Regions from separate parts of the Homo sapiens genome. Here region 2 is linked to region 1. The links are chromatin loops, found by intact Hi-C in ENCODE. Cell type or tissue: Caco-2. All regions are shown on one strand.

Region 1 (8,000 bases):
TGTCTCAGCCTCCCAAGTAGCTGGAACTACAGGCGTCTGCCACCATGCCTGGCTAATTTTTGTATTTTTACAATACAAAATATATAAAATGTATGCTCAGAGATGTTACCATGGTTTATTTAGGGAGCAAAATGTAATTGAGATTGTCTGAATTATTTTACGTTACTGAAAACCTACTGACCCAAGGATCTCATCAAGCATAAGAAACCAATATTAAAGGCCACTGGGCTTCTGCGTTTTATTAGCTTTAAAATGGAAAACTAAGTCTGGCTCATATTAGAATACCCAGTGATTGCAGTAGAACCTCTCCTCACTATCACAATCTTAAAAACATATCAGATGGTACATTTTAACATCTCTTTACTTCAGAAAACAAAAAGCTGCCGCTGGAAATGCCAGAAAACAGCTGCAGAGATTACACAGGGATTTTAGCTTATTTTATTTTTTGAGAAATAATGAAATGTGAAACAGGATTTCTCTCTAGTTCAAAAAACAGGGAAAAGAACTCTTACTGCCAAGTTCTTGTCTTCTCAATTATTGTTAGTGGTATCCTGATCATTTCATATAATTAAAGAATAAAAATTGACCCTCTGTGACTTAAAACTACAACAGTCTAGCACATGGTGATTGCCCATGTTCTAAACATGTATGTTATACATGTACACAGATTGTAAGTATCTATGTTATAAACGTAAAACAACGACTATAATAATTATTATTATAATAATCCAGCCAGAGAAACCGCAGACCATAAAACAGTATGGGCTCCCCCTGCTGTTTCTACTGGTAAACTTAACTAACATTTCCGGTTGCCAGGGCTTGGTGCCCTGATTTTAAGGCTGATTCATAAACAAAGGGTAAATAAAACAAAATTAAAATACCACTAGGTCAATAAATCAGCGGTTGAGGGGAAGAGGAGAAATGGGAGTGCCAACGCATTTATTGTAATAAGGAAGCGTGAACATGAAGGTGAGTAGTGCTTGGATTCCAAAAGCTAATGAGTTTCCAGGGAGCATGAAGGCTGTCCTGCCACTGCATTTAGATTAAGAAGTTTTCCAAGTCTGACTTGCTGTGAAACTTTTCCAAATCTAAAAATCATGTAATGCCCTTGGGCAAACTGGATATGGTGCTGCCATCTCCAATCTCTGCAAGTGCGACATGTACACCGGCCCCAGCCCAACAGAGCACACTAAGGAGATTATTTTGGAGAAACCGTAATGACATTGAACAGGAGGCTAGCTTAACACCTTGCCCAAGTGAGATTCCCAAGCCTCCTCCGTGATGGCTGCTTGGAGTTCTGTAGGCTAATGAGGGGAACCATCTGTAGTACTTTGCCGGCAGATGTGTCCCCCTCATACTGTGCCAATGTCTCCTGAGGAGAGGGTCTGTCGAGGGTTCCAGCATCGCTCTGCGAGGGAAGATTGTGCTATTTCACAAGCATGTAATCTGGAGGCCAAATATTTAATTATTCGCATATACACATTTTAGTATGCCTTGTCTTTTCAAATGTGAATATCAGAATGAATGTGTGAGTTTCCTTATTTGTAAGTTTGTCTTTATGTTTTCACATTCAGGGACATCGTATGATATCCTATGGTTATTTCTTTTGCAAAAATCCTATGCACTATTTCGAATGAAAGGAGGATTTGAATCAAATGAACTACTTATTTGCTGATATCACTATTTCAAAGTCATCAGAGCAATTGCTAAAGAGAAAAATTATAAATATGTTCAGGTATGTTTCCCTTCCTTCCTTCAAATGTGTTCATTGCCATATAGAGTTACTTTCTAATTCTATAATATCAAAAAGTAATAAGAAATTAAATTCAAAAGATAAATCTTAAAATCTTAATGAGTAAATTTCAAATTAAGATGGAATGACATTTCAAAGCATTTACTTGGTAGCATATGGAAAATTATATAAGGATTATAGTAGGCATCAAAATATTTTAAGGCAACCATTAAACAGTTTTAAAGATAGACCTAATTACAAACTCAGCACTTAAAGTAGGTACTTACATACTACAAAGCTGTTTTAAGAGTATAAATTATTTTATTTTGCTGTAATTCTCAAAATTTTATGGCAATTCAACTCTAGCATTCACGTGTTTCAATTAATCCACTGTCATTGATTGAGCCTTACTAAAGTTAATTTGCTTTTTCTAAAACAAAAAAAACAGTAACAATACCCCTTTTCAGGTACTGATTTGAAACTCTTAATTGTATGAGCTCGGCTTCTATATCAAAAGACAGATAAAAGAGACATAGAGGAGACAAGGTCAACTGAAGATTTTTAAGATTTTTAACCAGGGCCTTATTACATATGAAAAGTTATAACATGATTAAAAACAAGGGGGAAATGTCAACATTTTGACTTGGTTGATAACAAGGTTAGGTGAATTTCTTATATCAAATATGCAGGCTTTAGCAAAAGTTTAAAATATGCTCAAAATAGTAGTCTATGTAAATCTCACACACCAACACCATGACCAGCTATTTTACTATCTAATGTCTCACATAGACAAGGTTTTAAATGTTATTTCTCCAACAGCATAGTAATATAAATTAGACTGAGGTAAGACTATGACAATTTCTTCCTTCCTGAAACCTCCTCTTAAATTAGATCTACCTTCCAAAAATATTATTACAAGAGTCTTGGTTCAGATTATCCTTATTCTCTATAACTGACATAAATATAGATATATGAATGACATTTAAAAAGAAAAGTTCTTCTTTATAACCTTCAGCTTGTTTTCATAATAAATTCCACCGGGAATATTAGTAATAATAATTGATTTTAGCAATAAGTAATAGAGTTATAAACAGCTCCAGCTGTTTAGTGAAAGAAATGTCTCAGCTTCAGGTTTTATTTATTAGCATTTGAAGTCCCTCCATAACCCTAGTAAGATCAGTTATGGCTTAATTAAATGAGAAAGATGGCCTGCCAAAGATTCTTTGTTCTTAAAATAAATACTGTATGTTTTCTGTTTTCCTGCAAATCATCACAGCCTATTTCTATTTGAGAATAGATAGGGCTCCAAACCTACATCTACTTCATACCTCCCAAATAAAGTCTCTTTTGCCTGGAAATTTTGTATTTTTTTCATAGTGTACCATCTACAAATACCATCTTAAGAGGTTTCTCCTTTATTAACCATTTGAGAGTTATTCATCTCAGAGTCATACGTGTGAGGAGGTAACAGAGCCTCTTCACAGTAGAAATATTTGCTACTTAAAAATGAACACAAATTTACACTTACAACATGTCCTCAGTGCTGTGTTTGTGATGAAGTTCCATAGTTATTACGTGTCCTAAGTATATGTTCAACCATATCTACAAATGAAAAACAAAACGCTAAAGATTCACTGGCAAAAGATTGAGCTGCTCCATCAACATGGCAGGAATATTTCAAATAAATGATCTCTTCTCAAATCCTTTGGAGAAATGATTGCATTTGTCTGGCCTTTCCTCTCCCTGCCCCTGCCCACCGTTTTTCTCTACTTTCATCTATAATCTCGTCTGCTCCTCTCTGGCCACACTGCAATGATTCCCCCATTATGCTGATGGAAAAAAAAAATGAGGAGGATGAGGGATAAGGGGACGCGAGAAGACCGACGCCTTCCCAGATTTGAGAGCGACAGGGCGGCTCCCCTCTCCTACCACTAGCTGGCGCCAGAGCCCTAAAGATGCAGTGATATATTGCGTCATCTCTTACTAATTAACAAAGCTGTTTTCAAACTGATCGTAGTTATTCAAGGGAAACATGAAATAATTTTGACTATGAACATGTAGTAAAGCAGCAGCATCGAGGGTGATATCCCGATGAAAATAACTCCATTTTATGCCTTCAAGCTTTTGTCTTAAAAAAAAAAAGGCAGAAAAAAGAAAAAGAAATGCATCCTTAAATGATTCGTGGGTTTTTATTTTACCCAAATAATAAACCAAAGGGAAGTCTTTTTATCCTCTACAAACTATTCACTATATATATAAAACTGTAAAACTTTCCAGTTATATAATGCTCTGTTAACCTAAACAAAGTGCCTTTTTTATTATGCTTTTAGTCTAAGACAGAAATGCCCGACACATCAGGGTCACAGGGAAAGCTACTTTACTGCTTCAGCTCCTAATTCACTCACACACTCCTTCCTCCTAACCAGCTTCAGCTTTCTTCTTCCGACCACAGACTCTCCAAGATTTTGCTTTTCTCATCCTATCCTTCCCTCTTCTTGTACAAGCGAACACTGTCCTTCCAGACTCTTCCATGGCTGCAGAAGCTGTAGGGAGGAGCCCTCGGCCAGCCAGACAAAATGCACGTAATATTGCTCACTTTAGGAAAAGATGGCTCCTGGACAAACGAGCAGCAAACAGTGCGTTTGGTTTGACGACATGAATTATCATTATGCAAGTAAGACAGAGTTTAGGTCTGGCTAGAATAAAATCTAAGGTGAAAAATTCAAGCACTGTATGTGCTGCCATAGAAAATGTTATTTTTCATTTGGGAAATTTTCCTACACATGTAGCACATTTTTATCATTAGAAAAATGAAAGACTCTGATTATTTTGGCAAGAGAAAGTACATTCAAACTTCAGTGAAATACTATAATTTTTTTAAAGAAATACTTTATAGTTTGACTTGTGAATATATTAAATGGCTGGGAATACTCATTCAAATCACATGCCCTATTACCCACCCCATGCCCTCATTTCCTCTGGGAGCTGCGGAGGTCTGGCACTTGGAAAAAGAGGAAAAGAAGGAACGGGCTTCTCTGAGCCTTCTTCTGGCTTTCATAGGCAGAAAAATATCAAGCTTTCTTTTCTTCACCCTTACCCTAATTCCTCAAAGAAAGAATGCTAAGCTTTATCTTGGGTGGACTTCCTTTACCCTACACTAAAAATAAGATTGAAACTTGTTTTCTCCCTGTATCAGCCAGATTTCTACATGTGGTTTGTCAAAGGCTGCTCCTGAACTGGTTTTCCCACAGGATATCAGTGAATCATTACCCTTTAATCTCCAAATAAGATCCCAGAAATGAACAAGAGCAGAAAGTGATCTGGAATGCAAATCAATGTTTGTTTTGATGGCCTTTTGGTTTTCTAGTTGAAATCTCCCTTAGAAATTCTTTTATTATGGCACCTGGGTGACTTTGGTCTGGGAGAGAACATTCAGAAAGTGAAAATGAAGTTTGAGGAAGTCAAAAATGCTGCATAGCAAATGACGCAGAAGCTCAATGTGTCTGCATTGTAAAGAAAGGTCAGGTTTAATCCTTTGTTATCAGTCGTAATTTTGCTGGTCCCTTTCAGGAGACATCATGACAGGGAAACTACATTAACCACAATTTGGTATGCCCTAATCTTCATGCTAACTACAGTTTTCTTTTGTTACTTACTGGCCTTGACCTTTAGATGGACGGCATCAGGTGCTACTGAAACCAGCAGATCTCTCTCTAAAGCCTAGTGCAGGCCTGAGTCATATGCAGTTTAATTCATATTCCACTCAACATGCCCGTTTTATTTCCAGTGGAAATTGCTCATTTAATTGCACTGTACGTTTTATGGGGTATGCCCCAGGCTGCGTTCTTTATGCTAGGCATTTCAGTATTTATGGGCATAGCTATACCCAAAACTTCAAACATAAAAGTAAAACCAGCAAAATATGCTCTCCTCCAGTTCCATAAATGCTTTTCACCAGTTTCATTATTTTTTCCAATGAGATTAAATGGGTGTGTTAAACCTGTAACATAGACTATTACTTGGTGTTTCCAGAGCTTCTTTTGTCCTTCATATTCAAATCCAATACAGCCCCTTTTTCCTGCTTCTGAATGAGACTGCAAAGAGCAAGTATGGTCCTTCTGTGTATGGTCTAGCGCCCAGGAACAATAAAGACTTCCTCTGTTGGTAGCCTATAGAATTTTTATCTGTGAGAATAACCTGTAAAAGGTTTTGGTGTTTTTTGTTTTTTAATGAACTGTGCCTGCTTCTAAGTCACACCTACACCCACTAAAACACTGGATTAAAGATCGAATGTGGCCGGGCGCAGTGGCTCATGCCTGTAATCCCAGCACTTTGGGAGGCACAGGCGGGCGGATCACGAGGTCAGGAGATCGAGACCATCCTGGCTAACACAGTGAAACCCCGTCTCTACTAAAAATACAAAAAAATTAGCCCGGCGTGGTGGCGGGCGCCTGTAGTCCCAGCTACTCCGGAGGCTGAGGCAGGAGAACGGCGTGAACCCGGGAGGCGGAGCTTGCAGTGAGCCGAGATGGCGCCACTGCACTCCAGCCTGGGCCACAGAGCGAGACTCCGTCTCAAAAAAAAAAAAAAAAAAAAAAAAGATCGAATGTGTGTGTTGCAAAATAAATAAATATGTCAGCCTTGTACTGCAGATGGCTCCTGTGTTTTAGGGCAGGAGCAGACAGACATATGATTTTACCTGTAGCAGATCAGAAGGCATTCCCATACTACCCAAATGCAGAAAGGGCTCTACTATGTTTTACTAAACCTATGACTGTTTTTATCTGCTGTTATCCATCCCACTATATGAAATATACGAAAGCATGTTTCCAGGAAATTCCAGAGTTTTAGACAAACGCTTCTTGATAAAAGCCATTAATGGCTTTTTAGACAGTTTAAGTAGAATGGTACAAACAGAAGCCTCATCACAGGGGTTTCAGAAAAGGAAAACAAAAAGACAATAGGTATAGAACGACTCATTTGTCTATAGATTTGGAAAATGTCATAGGGTCGAGTGAAGATATTTGCCAAATTGAAGGAGGTAAGGACATATTTAGAGCCTCTGGGAAAGATGACAGATCTCAAGGACTAAGATTTGAATGCCGGAACAAAGCAGAATAGAAAAAGACTAGAGTTGTGTTTTCAAAAGAATAGGGAATATTTCGTAGACTTAGAAGGAGCTAGAGGTGGTAGCCTGAACTTTAGGAATAGGAATTCTTAGTGATTTGCCTGCAGTGTAGTAGATGTCAATGACTGAAGGATGACTGAGGATCTTAAGAAAGATGTGGCTTCTTCTTTCTCAGAAAAGCCACAGGGAGTGACCCCTGCAAATCCTTCCGAGTATAAGGTGTACACCCAGTGACAGCCTTCCTCACAGGACATAGTTATCACAGCATTGATGTGATCATTCCTCTCTTAATTAGGATTCAGTGCAGATGCAATTGGCTGAAAACCCAAAATAACAGTGGCTTAGGTAAGATAGAAATTATAGTCATTATTGGGATTATCCACACATTCTGGTTCTCCTGCTTTTAGGGCAAATAGACTACTTGCCTACCTTTTTGAAGTTAGATATGGTATGTGACTTGCATTAGTCAGCAAAATGGCATGTGTTATTTTCAGTTCCAAGCCTTATCAGTATACAATTCACTACATTCCTTTTGTCTTTGTCAGCAATGGTGGAAGCATTGGTTGACATGGACACTGTCAGCCTGGCTTTCTGAGTACCCACAATGAGCAGAGTCCCCCTGCTGACCAGCAATGGACATGTGGTGTGATCAAGAATAAACTTGCGCTGGGCATGGTGGCTCACGCCTGTAATCCCAGCACTTTGGGAGTCCAAGGCAGGCAGATCACAAGGTCAGGAGTTCGAGACCGGCCTAACCAACATGATGAAACCCCATCTCTACTAAATATACAAAAATTAGCCAGGTGTGGTGGCGCGTGCCTGTAATCCCAGCTACTCAGGAGGCTGAGGCAGGAGAATCACTTGGAGGAGGTTGCAGTGAGCTGAGATCACACTACTGCACTCCAGCCTGGGCAGCAGAGTGAGACTCCATCTCAAAAAAAAAAATAGAATAAACTTGTTGTTTTGAGTCACGGGTTAAATTTCTTTCTCACACAAAAGTCTGAGTGGTGGGGCTAGGACTGATACAGTGATTCATGGTTTGAGGGACCCAAGGTCCTCTGTCTTGCTGTTCAGCTGTGCTTGGCATGCTCATGCTTCATGGTTACAGCACTCAAGCTTTAAGCAGCAGGAAGCAGGAAG
Region 2 (8,000 bases), 440 kb after region 1:
AAACTGGGTGGTGATTTGCTCCAGAATGCCCCTTCCAAAGAATTCCTTTTGAAGGTGAACACAAGAAGTGCAGGGCCCCTGCTAGGCCACAATAGGAGCCCAGCTTCTTTCAGTTACCTGAATGTCCAGTCTCAGCCCTTTCCTTTTTCAAAGGGCAGCTAACTCTCACTGACTGAGAAAGGAGACAGCCTCATTCTACTTTCTGTCTTGACCTCTCTGAGTCCAGGTCCACTTGATAAGGTGATGTCCCTCCCCTGGACCAAAGATTGACACTCTGCCCCTTCAGTTCATCCAAGGTCATGTGGTTTGGAAAAACCTATATAGCAGAGGAAAAGTCACGACCCTGCTAATTAGGACTTTGCCCTGAATGTCAAACGGGATGCACTTTAAAGATATAAGCCTGCTCACAGGAAAAAGACCCTTTGTGGATTCCTACTCCCAACCTAGGTCACAACTAGCCCATCAGCCTTCAGGTGCACACCCATTCCTTTCAGGAAAACTCCACTCCCAAACACCCCTAGTCATTTGGTCTGCAGAAGCCATCCAGGACTTCGACCAAATGGTTAGTGATGGCTGTTCCTATTTAAACCTCACGAAACAATAAGGTGTGTGGTGGTCGGGGGGCGGGGGGCATTTCTTGTTGCATGGAGAAGGGTGGGTCTGAAGTCTACTGGTCAGATTTATTTTTCAATATTTCTACCAGGGTGAGCTATAGGCGTGCTCATCCCTTCACCTCTTATGCTGTGTCTGCCAGTCTCATCCAATGGCCACATTCATTTTCAGGAAAAATATAGTTTATTACTTATTTATTTATTTTGAGACAGAGTGTCGCTCTGTCGCCCAGGCTGGAGTGCAGGGTCACAATCTCGGCTCACTGCAAACTCTGCATCCCAGGTTCAAGTGATTCTCCTTTGCCTCAGCCTCCTGGGTAGCTGGGATTACAGGCACCCACTACCACTCCTGACTAATTTTTGTATTTTTAGTAGAGACAGGGTTTCACCATGTTGGCCAGGCTGGTCTTGAACTCCTGGCCTCAAGTGATCCGCCCACCTCGGCCTCCCAAAGTGCTGAGATTACAGGCGTGAGCCACTGTGCCAGGCTCTGGGATGATAGCGTTTACATTGATATTGAGAAGTATTTCCCAAATTTGCAAGGTACCTTTCCTCTTCTCTCTCTCCTCCTTTCCCCCCTTGGGGCATTAGGCCCCATTTTTGTATAGGACAGTGTTTGGTTTCTTTCCTGTTCTGCTCTGGGAGGAGAGCAGGGGAGAAGAAAATTATTGCTAGAATATTAAAGGAGCTATGTTACCCAAGGGCCATTCTGATCCTCCTCCGGGCCTTTTGTGTATGGGGCTAGAGTAGGGAGGTTGCCAGTTCTTGCTGTGTCGCCCATGGGGTTTTGGCTCTAGAAATGCTACAGAGCTGTAGTTAAATTGTATTTTACGCATTCAAAGGAGCCACTTTCAAATCTTAAAGCAGACCCTGACCTGCAGAAAATCAAATGTTAAAAATCAACAGATGTTTGAGCAAGAGGAAGTACAACACTGAAGGTCTCTTCGTCGTTTGCCACATACAAGGCCTATGAGGGTAAATGTGGCATGCTCAAAGTAGCACAGATTTACACTAATGTTTTACCCAGGCAAAGTTTTCAGAAGAACTCAACTACCTTTAATGTTGATTCTAAAAGGGTGGTGTGTTCTTAGAGCACCCGTGGTAAAAAGAGTATGAAGCTCTGGACATTTGGGGAAGAGACAAAGAACCTGCTGGATTGTCTGTGCAAGACACAGGCGCTGACCTGGAGCTTACAAGAGGTGAAAGGACTAATCTGCATGGAAGGGACCCACACTCTGCACTACAGAACACATGGGAAGACACAGACCCAACTCACAGCAAGCCACATGTTGCCCACAGCAGGCCAACAGGCTAAGTATGTTGAAAGGGTTAACCATAGAGCAGTAATGTAAGAAATCTATGTAACAATGTGAACAGCCTCATAAAAAACGCCCAGCCAAGACCAGCTACATAGTTTTCAAAGCCCAGTGCAAAATGTAAATGTGAGGTCCCTTGTTCACAAATTATTAAGAATTTCAAAACAGTGACAGCAGAGATTAAACCAAGCACGAAGAGGATCCTCCTATGTGTAAAGCTTTGTGTGACTGCACAGAACCCACATCCAATGAAGTGAGCCCTGTGTCTCCAATAGAATCAATCCAAATGTATATCATCAAAACACTCTAATGCATTGATTTTACTTAGCAGGAAAGACCTTTGTCCTCTCCACAGAGCAGCTATGTCAACAGAAGGAAAAGAGATGGAGTGGACCTTCCTGGGATCCAGGCTGAACAGGGCTCTCCTCACTCTAAGGTGAAGACTGTGATTCTCTGTCTCCTTCTAAGGTGACGGGGTTCCTATTTTAAGCTATCTGCCAGTATGTGTGTCGGGTCTGAAGTTGTGTTGGTTCTGTGAAAAGGTTTCTCTTATACATGATTTCTTTCCCATGTCCCCCTTTCTTAGCAAACACATTGCTCTTTAAGAGATTCAGGGAAAAAAAATTTTTTGGCAAGTTTTGTGGGCTTTTATTAGATATACGCTGTAATTTCAAACTGATTACATGATGTCTGGCTTTCTCTGAACCCCAATTCAATATCCTGAAGAAGGGGAAGCTTTATTGCAAGGCTGAGGCACACACCAGGAGTGGGGTCTGGTGGGAAGTGCTGGCGCTCACGGGTCTGCTGATTGCTCTGGCTTCACCCCCTAAAATCTCTGGCTGACTGCGGATCCTTCACCTCTGCATTGCTTTTTACATGGACTTTTTCATCCTTCTGAATTATGTTTATTTTGCAATTATAAACTTTTTTTTAAAAAAAGACAAATCATTCACACTGTTACAACCTTAATATGCCAACTGTTTTCACTTTTCCACATTCTCTTACCGTCCTGGATTAACGTTTTGATCGTTGCATTCATGCTGGAATTATAAATTTTTGTTCCGGTATAGTCGAATTTTAATGCCTTCTATGCTCATAAAGTTAAAAATCATTTACAAATTTAAAGAACAGAAAGGAACAATAAAGCCAAGAAGAGGCCTTAGAATTGCCTGCAAATAGAAGATAAAGATTATGCAACAGTTATAAACTTTTTTCAGTAAAAGACAAATCATTCATAATTCTACAACCTTAGCACTCCATCTGCCTCTAAATGCTTAGTGGCAGTGATCCCAATAGAATAGAACTGAAGTGATTTTAATGGTTACCTATTTTATAGAAAAGAAAACGGAGTCTCAGAGGTTAAATGACCTGCCCAAAGTTGCACAGCCCCTAGATGCAGTCAGGACTAAAGTGGGCTGTGAAGGACTTTTTCACATAAGCTGAATAATCCTATTTCCACACTAGTAAGTTTCTGTGGGACATAAGTTCTTTGAGTGTCTATACTTTGTGGAATGAGAGAGTTGGAACAGATGCTTTCAAAAATCTTTCCAACTCTAAAACTTTGAATCCAACTCAAAATGAACACAATTGGATCCCAGCCTAGTCAGCCCAGGATTACCACACACATAATGAAAAATGTGGTAATGATCAGAACACTCACGATTTTAACAAGATGTTTTGTGCAGTGGCTAACTGGATTCTTACAAAAGCTGAAGGCTGGATCTCAGACTGCACTGTGACAATACATCCGCTGTCAGACAGATCCACAGGCTGGTGCTGACACTGTAAAATGACTAAGTCAGAGTAAAAGGAGGTGGTGGTCAGCAAACAAATGGAGGGGTGATCCTGTTTCCTGCAAAGATCCTTGAGCTTAGAGGACTTTCCAAGCAGAATAAGGCCCCCTCTACTGGTAGGATTTGTCATCCACCAAAAAGTCAGAACTTGTTAGGTTTGTGAGAAATGGGGGAAAAATCCTAATATCAGAACAGATTAGAGTGGTAAGGAAATGTGAAAACAACAACAAAAAACATAGTTTATAAAGTTTCAACTCTTCAGACAAGCAAATACAGCTCTAGAAAGTTTACAGTTGTTTTCCAATACATTTGTTAGGCAGCATTCTCCCAAGGAAATTTTCACCATAGGTGGTGAAAATATCTGACTAAAAATATAAAGCTAGCTTTTTGAAAATAGTGAATCAATGTAAATAAAAATCACACTTTTGATCAGCGGAGAGTAGGATTCTCCCCACACTCTCTCATGAAACTCTTTCATTTGCCTTTACCAAGATTTCTTAAACTTCAGTCATTCAACTATCACTGTCATGCTTCTTGCCATAGCCTAGTACTATGTGTATTATTTAATATTTTTCCTTCAATAAAACCATTTTTATTTTAGCTTCATCCTAAGCAATAGAATCCATGAAATTTCAGGTTTGATGTGTTAGGTATATATGTGTTTGCGTATGTGTGTGAATGGGTACATAAACCATACACACGATAAAATAAATACATGGCTCTTGAAAAATGTTCATCTGTGTGCCAAATTCTTCTCCATTAATTATTGCATGCGTGTAACATGCTTTACAAAACACTGAGGTAGCACCTCATGTTTAAGTCATGTAAATACGGTAGTCATAATTTCATCATTCCTTTAAAGGCAAGTTGTTGATTGCCTTTCTTCATCTGGTCTTGCCCTTCTGCCTTATCCTCTTCCTTGAGGCCTTTCTTCATCTCTTTTCCATCCTTTGACAGTCATTTGGTTTAGTATTCATATTTCTTTTCTCCAGTGTGGTGAGGAAAACGTCTTTCTCTACTGCCCACTGGGGACTGTGCCTCATTTGACACTGAACTCAGGGAAACCACATTGAAACAAACTGGCATTTGACAGGATGAATAAAAAGACCTTTGCATCCTTGTCATCTCCTAGGAATTGGGGCTTGAAGAATATTGAACAGTGATGTTATTTCTATTTCATCCTCATAGTCAGCCTTCTCTGAGGAAATGGCACATAAACACAGAAAGACCAATGTACAAAAACATGTTTAATAAATTATTCCTTGAGGAACAGAATAGAGTCTGTTTTTGTTTGGGCACTGTGAAGGCTGAAGTACTTGCAGGGAAGAATGGAGATGAGAAAAAGGCTGATCTTCATGAAATCGTTTCCTTTATTAAACATTCCTGTGGAATTAATTCATGCTCTGTTTCTTCAGTAAAAAAAGCGACCATTATGCATTTATGGCTGGATCAATACAATTCCCAGTTAGTTATAACTTGATACTGCTGTGAACCCCCAATTATTTACAGTGAATTATCTGTATTGAAGCTGACCCACAAAAGATCACTTTTGAAACGTCTTGTCATTGTAATCTGTTTTCTTGGCTCTAACCTATTATATCATCTCTGTTAACACTTAATAAGAAGTAAATAACCTAGGTTAGGCATGGTGGCACATGCTTGTAATTTCAGCACTTAGAGAGGTCAAGATGGGAGCCTCACTTGAGGCCAGGAATTCAAGACCAGCCTGAACAACATAGTGAGACCCCATCTGTAAAATTTAAATTTTAATTTTAAAAAGAAGTGAATAAACAGCCTTTCAACACAAAATATTACACTTTTAAGCAACTTTGGACCTAAAGAGCTCAGAAAGATTTGCTTCAAGTACAATCCATTTTATATTAAGAAGTGCATTACCTAAAGTTATATAGAAAACTCTTCTCCCAAAGGAAAGAACTGCAGCGGCTAAATTTTCATTTTGGTAACATTTGCATAAGAGTTTCAGAATCATATGGAAGATTTTTACCAAGTAGCCCATGATAAACCAAACATGGATGAAAATGAAAGTTACAGCAGAAATTTAAGCATATTCAATTCTAACAGCAGCTGATCCTGAAGACTGAAAAGCTAATACAAGACTCTGGGACCCATGTGGAGGAATGGGTTCTCTGCATTTACCGTGGCTTCCCAAAGAGGTTCTTTCTGATGGCAAACAGATGGAAACCCCATAGAGAGGCAGATTACCGCTGTGACTATCACAGGGCTACATCGTGCTTTGGAAATGACATCAGCCAGGAAATCAGTGACTGGAGTTTCAGATTTCATAGAAGGATTTTGCTTCGTTTTTTGTAGGCCCAAAGATGGCAGGAGGAGGCAATAAATTCTGCCTTAGAACCTCTCCTGGTAGATGTTTAAAGAGATTATAGGAGTAAATCAACTGTCCCAATCCCCTGATGTGATGTGGACCATCCGGTTTGAATTTTAATTTCTAGCGTCCTTCTTTTAGAGAACCGAAATAAGCCAACAACTCAGAATTAAGTTGGGCCTGATAAGTGGAATGCAATGCTGAGGGGGATTATCAGGAAGACCTAAAGTATTTACTTTTTATGAAGCTTTTCCCTTAACCAGATTTATAGCTGGAAAGGGCCAAGACTGCAATAGTGCTGTACATAGATTAGCATTTCTCACCAGAGAATAGATTAGGTTGTCTCACTTCAACGCTAAATCCTGCTGTTGTTTTCATTCTTTCATCGTTACTGAGATTTTACTGAAATCACCTTTGTGAATGTGGAGGAAATTCTAAAACTGGGGAATATGTTTTCTGTGACTTGCTGTATGCATTGGTATTTACCTTGTGTTTTTGCCAAGAAGCAGTAAGCAAGGTTTAGACTTAGTTCTTTGGGTGGAACAATTTAACTCTCTATTTAACTCTACATAAGTGAATGCTCTTCCAGTGAATTCATATCCAATTTTATGAGTAGCTGTTGCAATTTCAAAAGACTTGATGAGCAGTTAATGCTAATGAAGTCAAGGTTTTGGGTAACATCTTTACAAAGGTCAGTTAATTTTGTCCTACTCACCTGAACTTGAGGAGTGACGCTGGGTCTCAAGGAAGACATACTCCCAGAGTGTTTGGGAATACGCATAAAGATTCATCACCCTATGAACAATAGTCAAAATGTATGGCGTATATGTGATGCCAAAAGAAATTCAATGACACTTTAGATGATGAGGCATCCTTTATTTAAGGTGTGTATGTGGGAACTACCTCCATAGGTATACAGGACCACTGCAATGCGATTTTGCGGTAGGGAAGAGTGATTGGGCTTAACTCCACATATAGCATGGGCAAGTGGGAATTTATAGCCAAGGAGCAGGGTGGGGATCAATGGATGGAAAAGTACTAAGAGCAGACATTAGGGCTAAGTGGGGATTCTGGCCAGACTGACATAATAGGATTCTTGCTGAAAGCAGGCTGGGGTGATCAGACATACCTGAGGAATGGTGGAGAATAAGAGACCCAGTAACATCTGGAGGGTAATCAGATATGAAGGAAGAGGGAGTCTACTAAGCCAAGGATTCTTGTTAAAATTGGACAGTGCAGGCCGGGCACGGTGGCTCACGCCTGTAATCCCAGCAGTTTGGGAGGCTGAGGCAGGTGGATCATGAGGTCAGGAGATTGAGACCATCCTGGCTAACACGGTGAAACCCCGTCTCTACTAAAAATACAAAAAATTAGCCGGGTGTGGTGGTGGGCACCTGTAGTCCCAGCTACTCAGGAGGCTGAGGCAGGAGAATGGCATGAATCTGGGAAGCGGGGCTTGCAGTGAGCCGAGATCACGCCACTGCACTCCAGCCTGGGTGACCGAGACTCCGTCTCAAAAAAACAAAACAACAACAACAAAAAAAAAACTGGACAGTGTAGGGACAAATACGGAAGTCCAAAAGTCAAGGCCTACTTGAAAAGTTCAGGGGAGCCTGAGTAGAGTTCTGTCAAAGAGAAAATCTTTTTCAATGGTGTTTTCTGGGTGCTTTTAGAGACAAGAAGCAGAAAAATATGGCTCAAACAAGTTCAAACAATAAGATATTATTTCCATTCTACTGAAGACTCAGAGGTGGGTCAGGCTCCAGGATCATCAAGGACTCAAATTCTTTCTGTTTCTTAAGATATCTTCAAAGTCACCTTCACCCAAAGTCACCACGACCCTCCATCAAGGTCACAAACTGGTGGCACCAGATTCAGATCAACAATGCTTGATGAAGAGAGACTTTTTCTTATGTCCTTTTTTTTTTTTTTTCCA

What was found. Peaks named below come from ENCODE experiments on the same cell type or tissue, not always from the same donor. Only the 100,000 strongest peaks of a DNase experiment are listed, where the experiment ranks them.
Region 2: a loop joins it to region 1, with 8 times the contacts of the local background. A loop is called at or near these places in 45 of 110 quality-filtered maps.

What each region holds. Positions count from the first base shown.
Region 1 is chr2:177,161,088-177,169,087 of GRCh38, forward strand. LOC105373760 (a long non-coding RNA gene) reads right to left here and starts at 4,423. Exons shown (of 6, transcript XR_001739795.1): 1 at 3,261-4,423. RefSeq lists enhancers at 5,714-6,232, 7,234-7,528. In Caco-2, CTCF peaks have their summits at 806 (motif pointing left) and 3,672 (motif pointing right); DNase peaks (open chromatin) are centred at 3,654, 4,270 and 7,454; H3K4me3 peaks cover 759 bases.
Region 2 is chr2:177,600,811-177,608,810 of GRCh38, forward strand. It overlaps IFT70A-AS1 (IFT70A antisense RNA 1), which reads left to right and starts at 2,250. Exons shown (of 3, transcript NR_198966.1): 1 at 2,250-2,363. LOC124906098 (a long non-coding RNA gene) reads right to left here and starts at 3,867. Exons shown (of 3, transcript XR_007087317.1): 1 at 3,588-3,867; 2 at 2,933-3,096. In Caco-2, a CTCF peak has its summit at 3,840 (motif pointing left); a DNase peak (open chromatin) is centred at 3,821.